2 separate regions of the Homo sapiens genome follow, and region 2 is linked to region 1. Evidence: chromatin loops called from intact Hi-C (ENCODE). Cell type or tissue: CD4-positive, alpha-beta T cell. All regions are shown on one strand. Each heading gives the region's core, and the rest is flanking DNA. Links, peaks and the distances in the headings are about the cores only. Region 1 has its middle 35 kb from the start of NEK3. Region 2 has its middle 9.4 kb from the start of LINC00345.

The links. Peaks named below come from ENCODE experiments on the same cell type or tissue, not always from the same donor. Only the 100,000 strongest peaks of a DNase experiment are listed, where the experiment ranks them.
Region 2: it touches region 1 in a loop (5-fold over the local background); 3 of 110 quality-filtered maps call a loop at or near these places.

The regions. Positions count from the first base shown.
Region 1 is chr13:52,192,212-52,197,588 of GRCh38, forward strand. It overlaps the pseudogene MRPS31P5. Among named protein-coding and RNA genes, the nearest start is that of NEK3, 35 kb to the left of the region's middle. RefSeq lists enhancers at 2,146-2,415, 2,456-2,505, 2,546-2,595. In CD4-positive, alpha-beta T cell, for the core only: no CTCF peak of the experiment used is centred there; DNase peaks (open chromatin) are centred at 1,610, 2,260, 2,800 and 3,390; H3K4me3 peaks cover 2,830 bases; H3K27ac peaks cover 1,316 bases.
Region 2 is chr13:52,607,047-52,612,423 of GRCh38, forward strand. No RefSeq gene overlaps it. Among named protein-coding and RNA genes, the nearest start is that of LINC00345, 9.4 kb to the left of the region's middle. In CD4-positive, alpha-beta T cell, for the core only: CTCF peaks have their summits at 2,411 and 2,610; a DNase peak (open chromatin) is centred at 2,475.

The sequences.
Region 1 (5,377 bases), core at 270-5,269:
TCTCATAATATTCAATATATGGTACAATCTAGGAAAATAATCTATTATTTTACATTTAAAGTTAATATTGGCCGGGTGCAGTGGCTCACACCTGTAATCCCAACACTTTGGGAGGCTGAGGCGGGTGGAACACCTGAGGTCAGGAGTTGGAGACCAGGCAGGCCAACATAATGAAACCCCGTTTCCACTAAAAATCATGAAATGAGCCCAGCATGGTGGTATGTGCCTGTCCTTTAAGATTGTAAGGATTAAGTAACATAGGTAACATAGCTACTGTACTCGGGAGGATGAGGGACAAGAACCACTTGAACCCAGGAGACAGAGGTTGCAGTGAGCCGAGATCGTGCCACTGCACTCCAGCCTGGGACACAGAGCAAGACTCTGTCTCAAAAATAATTAATAATAATAATAATAATAATAATAATAAATAAAGTTGGCCGGGGACGGTGGCTTACGCCTGTAATCCCAGCACTTTGGGAGGCTGAGGGGGGCAGATCACCTGAGGTCAGGAGTTCGAGACCAGTCTGACCAACATGGAGAAACCCCATCTCCACTAAAAATACAAAATTAGCCAGGTGTGGTGGTGCATGCCTGTAGTCCCATCTATTTGGGAGGCTGATGCAGGAGAATCTCTTGAACATGGGAGGCAGAGGTTGCGGTGAGTCAAGATCAGCCTGGGCAGTAAGAGCGAAACTCCGGCTCTAAATAAATAGTTAATACTAAAGGTATTTTTACAGAAAGGTGGTAATCAGGGGAATGAATCTCACATATAATCTTTACTACCGTGTTTTCTTTCAAGACTGCTATCATACCACAGAAAGCAATCTACATTATAGGAAAACCATGTATAAATAACTCCATAACACTAATATAATAAAATTCTAAACCTAACCTCCCACCTGAGTTTGTTTCCACTGACAGCATCGCATCAGTACTTCAAATGCAACACCTTCAAAACGACATTCAAGACGTCCCCTTTCAGACTGACTTTCCATTTTTCACACTTCTATATTAAAATGCCCCTGACATAAACAGATTTTTTTTGTTTGTTTTCTAAAAACTATAACATATGTAAAAATCTTTCTCAACCCCGGATCTGCATTCTTCTGCTAACATTAAGGATACCAACTCCAACGCAGCCAGTTGAAATCTTTGCTCTCTCTGACCACCCTACCATTATCCCATGATGTCACATCCCCTTAATTCTACCTGGGCAATTTTTCTCCTCCATTCAGCTGGTCCTTCCCATCTTCACTGCTACTAATCTGCTTCAGCACTGTACTTAACCAAACTGGCTTCTGAGTGTTATGCATGGAAGTTACACAGTGGAATTAGGCTTTCATAACAATAAAGTACTCGGAGGATAAATAGCAAAACCAAGTATGCTGCAACATCTTTTCTTTCCTGGCTAATTTCAACCAGTGGTCCTTCAGATTTCATCAGACTTTTCTTCCAGAAAGGATATCCTGAGTCGCCCCTGCAATGGTTAGGTGTCCCTATTTGCTCCTCTAGCAATTACTTGTTGCATGAATAGTGTACTCTGTGCTTCCATACACTATCTCAGCAATTACTTCACTACACAGCACTTGTATTGTCTACTTGCTGGAACTACACCCTCCGTGACGACAAGACTGTCTTACTTGGGGTTTATGACCAGTACTGGCACGCTGTAAAGTTTTCCAATAATGAACGAAAGAATAAACGAAGGAAACAGAAATGAGACTATCAAATAAATCTTGGGAAGCAAAAGCTAAAACAACTTCGCTTTTGGAGCTTGGATAAACTGACAGGAGTTGATGACAAGACGAATGAGGCACAGCGACCAGCTTGTAATCGGAGCACTGTTTTCCAGGCACGCTATGATCTTGGGCAAGTCATCTTATCTTTCTGGGATTTTTCTTTTCTCAGATGTAAAGCAATAGATTCTAAAACCCAGCAGGTAATACCTTCGACCCCGGGAAGTCGGAGGATAACTGAATGTACAGCACGGGGCACGGGGATGCCCGAGGACCTGCGGGGCCAAGAGCGCTGAACTGCGGTACCTGACCGTTCCATGCCGAGCAGCGAGTAGCAAAATTGCAGCCGCTGATGTCTCCGGGCTTCCACAGGACAAAGGGTGGCAGGAAAGGGTGCTAAGAGGTAGAAACACCGAGACTCTACCAACACCGCGGAAACACAAAGCCAACCAGGAGCGCAACTGTAACAGTGCGTCCCCATGCCAAACACATCCCCCGCGCTCTCCTCCGTTTCCGGTCTGGCTTGTTCCCCTCCCTTTGCTTTCCGGTGGGCAACAGGGGTGGGTAACTGTGTTCCGGACTCGCCCGCGGGCCGGGCGGAGCCAGCTACCTCCAGGCGACCCTACCCACCCCGCGATTCTATTCCTGGAGACTGAGTCCTCGCCAGTGTTCAGCAAGGTTCGCTGGCCTAGGAGGATCCTAAACCGCCGAGACCGCCGAACGAGATAGTGGAGGGCGTGATCAGTTGTGCAAAAACTACAGACGCAGTCCGTTTTTAAGTTGTTTTTTTCTGAGACGGAGTCTCCCTCTGTCGCCCAGGCTGGAGCGCAGTGGTGCGATCTCAGCTCACTGCAACCTCCGCCTCCCGGGTTCAAGCAATTCTCCTGCCTCAGCCTCCTGAGTAGCTAGGATTACTGGCGTGCGCCACCACGCGCGGCTAATTTTTTTTTTTTAATTTTTTTGTACTTTTAGTAGAGACGGGGTTTCACCATGTTGGCCAGGCTGGTCTCGAACTTCTGACTTCGTGATCTGCCTGCCTAAGCCTCCCAAAGTGCTGGGATTACAGGAGTGAGCCACCGCGTCCAGCCGATCAGTCTGTTCTTTAACAGACACTTACTGTGCGTTGTTTGGAGGGAAAGGGTCTATAGCGTTCATCACGTTCTCAAACCAAAGAGGTTTAAAAAAATTACCATAGGACCTGCTGCCCGATGAAATAGCGTTTCTTTTCAGTCTTTATTCTTGATGTAGAGTCAAAATAACACTTAAGTTTCATTTTTCACAAGTGATTTTAGGCCGGGCGCGGTGGCTCACGCCTGTAATTTCAGCACTTTGGAAGGCCGAGGCGAGTGGATCACCTGAGGTCAAGAGTTCCAGACCAGCTTGGTCAACACGGTGAAACCCCGTCTCTACTAAAAATGCAAAAATTAGCCGGGCGTGGTGGCGCACGCCTGTAAATCCAGCTACTCAGATTCCCCGCGGGCGCGCGGGAGGCCGCCAGCCCAGGCCGGGGGAGTTCGGCCAGAGCCAGGTGCAGGGAACCGGCTCTGCGGGAGCGTGGGTAAAAGCTGACGCGCTCTCGCGAGTTCCCACTTAGGGAACTTAAAGGAGAGTTTTAATTTGTCCTCCCTGCCGTTCGGGGGCGCGTGTGCCTGTGCTGCCCGACTAGCCCAGGATGTAGTGAGCCCCGCGGCTGCCGCTGCCCGCTTAGACCCAATCAGAGGGTGAGTGGGAGGTGACACCGGTCAGCCTTTCCCGCCCCTCTGTCTCCTGCTGCCGTCGGGAAGGCAGAAGCCGCGAGGCAGGCCAGTGGTACATGGTGCTCCCGGCTTAACTGCACCCTGCATGGCTCCAAGGGCTGGCCAGGCTTTCGTGTCGCAGGTTCCCGCTAAGTGCAGGATTCAGATCTTACCATGGTTCTTTTTAATAGTGAGGAGTTGTGGCCGCGCGCGGTGGCTCACGCCTGTAATCCCAGCACTCTGAGAGGCCGAGGCGGGCGGATCACGAAGTCAGGAGATTGAGACCGTCCTGGCTAACACAGTGAAACCCCGTCTCTACTAAAAATACAAAAAATTAGCCGGGCGTGGTGGCGGGCGCTTGTAGTCCCAGCTACTAGGGAGGCTGAGGCAGGAGAATGGCGTGAACTCGGGAGGCGGGGCTGGCAGTGAGCCGAGATCGCGCCACTGCACTCCAGCCTGGGCGACAGAGGAAGACTCCGTCTCAAAAAAAAAAAAAAAAAATAGTGAGGAGTTGCCTCTGTGCTATGTGGAGATTAGGAGGGTGTTGTATTACTCTTGATAATGGAGCTTGTGCTTTCGACCTGTGAGGACTCAAAAGTTACGTTTTAATTTGATCATGAACATACACAAAGCAAAGTCTTATGGATATTAAAGGATTATTTATATATTCTAATTTTCATCATAGTTTAAAAATAGTCATAAAGAGGGCCGGGCGCGGTGGCTGACGCCTGTAATCCCAGCACTTTGGGAGGCCGAGGTGGGCGGATCACGAGGTCAGGAGATTGAGACCATCCTGGCTAACACGGTGAAATCCTGTCTCTACTAAAAATACAAAAAAATTAGCCGGGCGTGGTGACGGGCGCCTGTAGTCCCAGCTACTCAGGAGGCTGAGGCAGGAGAATGGAGTGAACCCGGGAGGCGGAGCTTGCAGTGAGCTGAGATTGCACCACTGCACTCCAGCCTGGGCAACAGAGCGAGACTCTGTCTCAAAAACAAAAAAAAAAAAAAAAAAGAAAAGAAATAAAAAGCAGGAGCATAAAGCAGTCACACTAAGCCTCCACTGCTCAGGTGTTGAGTAGACACAGCAGAGCACTGCTGTGCTGCAGGATGGGCGCAACCAGGCAGCCAGGCTCCGCCCCTTTCTGTGGCACTCCGGACAAGTTTTCGCACCCTCTCTGGGTCTCAGTTGCCTTATCTGTGGAAAAGGGAATCATGTTAGCACCTACCTTGCAGGCATACTCTGAGGATTAAATGGGTTAAATATGGAATAGTGTTTACAGCCGAGTGTAGCACACAGTAAATACTATAGAAGTGTTTGTAGCTGTTACAGTCAAAATGGAAATGTGGAATGGAATTTGAAAGTCTATTTAAAATCAGGGAACCTATGCAAAAAAAAAAAAAAACAATTTTGGATGAGGTTGCTAAATTATCTAGAAGGTTAGTAAACACTGTTATTTATTTATTTATTTATTTATTTATTTATTTATTTATTTGAGACGGAGTCTTGCTCTGTCAGCCTCCCGAGTAGCTGGGATTACAGGCGCCCGCAACCGCGTCCGGCTAATTTTTGTATTTTCAGTAGAGATGGGGTTTCACCATCTTGGCCAGGGTGGTCTCGAACTCCTAACCTCGTGATCCACCCGCCTTGATCTCCCAAAGTGCCGGGATTATAGGCGTGAGCCACCGTGCTCGGCGAACAACACCGTTCTTTATAAGGATAGCTTCTGATTTCTAATGTAGCCACTTCTAGAGAACATCAAAACCATTTTTTTTTTCAGCAGTGACTACTTCTGGACGTGAGTGAATTTTCATTAGTCAACCTTATCAAAGAGTCCAGGAGAATATATTGTTGTTGTTTATAGAGTGTTAATATATTGCTACATTCAGAAGCTCAGGAAAATGAAA
Region 2 (5,377 bases), core at 194-5,193, 410 kb after region 1:
AAGTGTATGCAGCTTCTCTCTCTTTCTCTTCTCTCTCTCCTTCTCTCTTGTGTGTACATTTCCACAATGTACTATTTTATAATTACATTAATAATGGTTCCCCCAGTAAAAATAATCTGGATTTAGACCGTTGGTATCTAAATATTTGTATGGCACCTATCACTAGATATTTAGCCATTTATAAACATCTTTTTAAAATGCTTTCATTAAATTAGTTATTCTGGGCAAACACAGGCAAATATAACCATTGAAAGGACACACAAATAAAGGTCCAGCAGAGTTGAGATGCCATTGCCTTAGAGATTAGCATGCAAGCTCTGGATCAGACACCTGAGAGGGAAATCCTAGCCTCTCTGCTTCCAGCTGGATGAATCGGAAAAGTCTCTTGGGGTGGGAATGAGAGGAAAGATCTGGTTCTGCCAGTTGATGCTTTGAGTACCCCCTGCTCCATGCTGCTGCTTCTCAGCTTCATGCGATTGTACCTTTGAGGACTTCCATGGGCCACATTCTAACCTTTTTTAATTTTTTTAAGACACAAGGTCTTGCTCTGTCACCCAGGCTGGAGTGCTGTGGCGTGACCATAGCTCACTGCAGCCTTGAGCTCCGAGACTCAAATGATCCTCCCACCTCAGCCTCCTAAGTAGCTGAGACCACAGGCCTGTGCCACCCTGCCTGGCTAATTTTTAATTATTTTGTTTGTGTGTTTGTTTGTAGAGAAGGAGGTCTCACTATATTGACCAGGCTGTTCTCAAACTCATGGCCTCAAAACAATCCTCCCATCTAAACCTCCCAAAGTGCTGTGATTACAGGTGTGAGCCACCGTGCCCAGCACTAACCCTCTTATTTACAATGGGATTGTTTGCCTCACTGTGCCTAAATTTGTAAAACATGGCCAATTCTTAAATGCTCTGTCATTCAAAGTATTTAGTCAATCTCTCTGTTCCAATTAAGCACCAGAAATTTGGAGATGAAAAGCCGCACCTCATTTCGTTCACTGAGAATCACAAAGCCAGGCACAGGGGGCTGGGAGCAGTAGAGCATGGGCACAGAACCCAGCCCAGAGGACCAGGAAAGGTTCTAGAGCTTGGGGCAAGAGCTGAGCCTTGAAGTAGGAGTAGGAGTTAGGCAGGGAGGAAGAAGGAAACGCAGCATTGGATGGCAAGGAGGTGGGGGAAGGCATGGCCGTGTCTGGGAGCTGCAGGGGCTCCCGTCAGGGTGGGAGGAGAGGTAATGGGAAGGAGACTAGCGAAGGAGGCAGGGCTGATCTTGAGGGGTCTCACAGGCCCTGCTAAGAGAGTGCAGGATTTCTTTAGAGGATGGTAGAGGGAGCCGCTGAGTAATACAGACTTCCTGATGTGAACGTAGCTGTGTGGAGGAGGCTGACAGCATGGACTCTGGGTCGACTGTCCGGTCCTCAAAAGCTGGCTCTCCCACCTGATGACTTTGTGATAGTGAGAAGCTCCTGTAAGCCTCAAATTTCTCATCTTAAAAGTGAAAAATGGTGTTACTTGCCTCAGGAAATTTTGTGAAGATGAGAAAATACAAATAAAGCACTATTATAGTGTCTAATACTTAGTGGTCAATAAATGCTAACTATGGTTGTTATTGATCATTTGAATAATAATGAGGTATACAGTTTGTCTCATTTTGTAGACTTGTGATAATGGAATGAATGAACTTTGTCACAGCAAAATAAGTTTAAAATGTTAGTTGTGTATCCTGATAGAAAATATAAACTTAAAAAAATTTCTTCATGAGACAGAGGTCTCACTATGTTGCTCAGGCTGGTCTCCAACTCCTGGCCTCAAGCTAACCTCTCACCTCAGCCATTGTGCCTGGCTAATATAAACATTTGTTTATTCATTCCACAAATATTGATTGACCATGAAGGATGTACCAGGCACAGTTCCAGGCTCTTGGGATAAGGTAGTAAATGAGGCTGCCCCCTCGATGAGGGATCCCTACTCTCACTGAGCTTACATTCCAGCGGGGAGGCTGATGATGAAAAAGGAAACAATGTGATTCCCAAGACCTGTACGTTCCGCCAGGGCAGGGAACTTGTTGCATTTGTACCTTGATCTATCCCAAGTGCATGAGACAGGGCCTAGGTCAGGCACTTGATGAACGTGTTGAGTGAATGGAAGATTATTTCAGATAGTGCTGAGTGCCGGAAGACAAGGAAACAGCGCTACATGACAGAATGGGAAGGTCGACTTGGCTAGATGCGGTGCACGGCTGAGAAAGCACTGCTGAGCTGAAGTGGATGGTATGAAGGAATCAGTCATGGGACAGTCTTTGGGACAGCTATTCCAGGCCAAAGAATTTTCCATGCCTAAGCTGAAGGCCCTGAGGCAGGGCTGTGCTGGGAATGCACAAAGACGGGAATGAATGGACCCCACAGCACAGGGGCCAGTAATTTGTGGGTCATTGGCAGGCATGTCTTTTATCTAACAGGAGACTATTTTTGCCTCCAGAGGGCACTTGAACATAACAAATGCATCTAAGGGCCAGCTTGGGTTAACACTTAGACAGAAAGCAGTTTCCTGAAAGCATAACTTCAGAGGCCAGGAAAGCAAAAAGAAAATAATCTCAGCTGTAGCCTTTGCTTATTGAAATTTGAAAGCACCTCTTTTAAAAATTAACTTTTATGAGATAGTACAAGTGTTAGCTAGCAATGTGGGCTTTCATACATTAGTGTTAGTTTAACAACATAGCCCTCCCCTTGGTGGATAGATGAGAGAGCAGTTTGACAGGTAGGAGAGGGGACGAAAGGCTAATTTAGAGAGGTCTCGGCAAAGGTGTCAGGTCTGGGTGAGACCCAAAGCAAGGAGGCTCTGAGAAGCTAAAAGGCAACATAGAGAGGGGCCAAGGGACGGGGGAGAATGAGTACAAGAAGGCAAGAGGATGGGCTGGGGGAACCAGAGTACTCTCATGCACTTTAGAAATTGACCTGAGGACAGTTCTGCCTGGTCATATCTCTGTCGTCTCCAAAAGTCATGTGCTAAGCACTGTTTCAACATAGTTCTATGTCATATGCTGTGCAATACACACTAGTGTGACATGATCCTGGTCTTCCATGTACCTAAAATCCAAAGCAGTTTTACACATGAATATACTAAGAATGAGTCATCTTACGTGGAGGGGAAAGACAAGTACCTAGACAATCTAATTTGAAGGACACGAAACCACTTCGTCTTCAGTCCCATCTCCCGTAAGTCCTCCTGCTGTGGGCCTCTCCATGCTCCTCCCTCTTACTTTGTCCTTTGGCTTTGGGCACTAAAGCGCTTGTGAAGAAGCTAATGAAATCTAGGAAACTCATCCATCTGGGTGCAACCTCTCTGGGCCTCCACAGGCCTGGCACCTGTTGCATTGCCTATCTTGTTAGTTTACCTGCTCCACATCTGTGATCTCTGCTAGATCACCAGCCCCTTGAAGCAGGGAACAAGTCATACTCACCTGTGTGTTCCAAGGGGACTAAAGCTTCATTTTTCACATAGTGTTATACAGTTACACTAATATCATCTACCTATATATTATATAAACATGCACGTATGTTCATCTTTTGCTGTTGTTGTTTTTTTTGAGACAGGCTCTTGCTCTGTCACCCAGGCTGAAGTGCAGTGGCACTGCAGCCTCTGCCTCCTGGGCTCAAACAATCCTCCCACCTCAGCCTCCAGAGTAGGTGGGACTGCAAGCACACACCGGCATGCCCACCTAATTTGTTTATTGATTTGTATTTTTTGTGGAGATGAGGTTTCACCATGTTGCCCTGGTTAGTCTTGAGCTCTTGGGCTCCAGTAATCACCCACCTTGGCCTCCTAAAGTGCTGTTTTAGGCTGTGTTTGAGGCTGTTTTAGGCTGTGTTGTGAAGATGCAGAGGCAAAACAGCTCTTTTTTTTTTGAGATGGAGTCTCGCTCTGTCGCCCAGGCTGGAGCGCACTGGTGTGATCTCGGCTCACTGCAAGCTCTGCCTCCTGGGTTCATGCCATTCTCCTGCCTCAGCCTCCCGAGTAGCTGGGACTACAGGCGCCTGCCACCACGCCCGGCTAATTTTTTGTATTTTTAGTAGAGACGGGGTTTCACCATGTTAGCCAGGATGGTTTCAATCTTCTGACCTTGTGATCTACCTGCCTCGGCCTCCCAAAGTGCTGGGATTACAGGCGTGATCCCTGTTTTGTCGTGCCCGGCCTGACGAAACAGCTCTTAATCCACCTAAGAAAAAAGAAAGGAAATACCACATCCAGTATATACCACACACATCATCCCTCACCCAGATCAGGAAACCTCACGATGAGTTATGCCCCCAGTAAGCCCATCCAGCCTCATTCTCTCCTTCTTTCTGTGCCTTTAGCTAGTACACTGCCTTTGGAAAGATGTCCATAATCCTTTAATACTTTTGCTAGTAGAGCCACAAGTGAATAGAAGTAGGTAGCTGAAACTGCTGGACAACTGGGTTTATTCTGCAGGCTTATTTCACAAAGCGCAAACCTCAGAAAACTGAGGCCATTGCTGGCCTGGCTAGTTGGATTTCCAAATATTGACCATTCCTGGACTCCTCATTACAGGTTTTCATACACCTGCTGAGACACATGACTGCCCTTGTTGGATAATCCTGATGTCATTGAGGAAATTAAATGAGATGAGGGTGTAAATTGTTCAGTGTGCAGTGGGCAGTCAGTGGTGTTATTGTCTCATTAACACATTGCAGCTATTTATGCTGCCCCCTGATTTTGTTGGAAACAGTCTTATGTACTTTTTTTACACAGAGGCATTGAAAGTTAATTCATAGTTGATTTTAGGGGAAAGGATTACTTTGAACATAAAAGACACAGATTTACAGACATTTATTGGGAAATGAAGTCACGTATATGGGCAATTCTAGTGACTAAAAAGCAATTAAAAATTACATTTGATTGCTTGTCAAGTACATAGACAAGTATGATGGAAAATGGTATAAAACAAACAGCAGAATAGGATACATTTTGCTGGAAAAGCAAAGTAGTGACAGAGCATGTAAGCCTCACCTGGGCCATGACATTCGTGTTCTGCCATCCTGCCACTTGGGAGAAGTGGCTTCATGGTTTACCTTTTTGTGTGTCATCCACTAGCATGAACTACTGATTACTTCATGCAGATGGACAGAATATTCTCAATTTTTCTGAATCTTTGTAGATGTATTATTTATTCACTTAGATCTTTCCAAGATGTATTATTTACTAGATCTAAAGTGTTTCTTAGAATTCATGTAGTAATTAAATAATGTTAGAAAAGAATCTGGGGTACATTAAATATCATGAGAAAGAAATTCATTAAGGTGAATTGAAATTGCTTGTACCATTAAGGTAATGTGCTATTTTAATATCTTTGCTGTGATTTT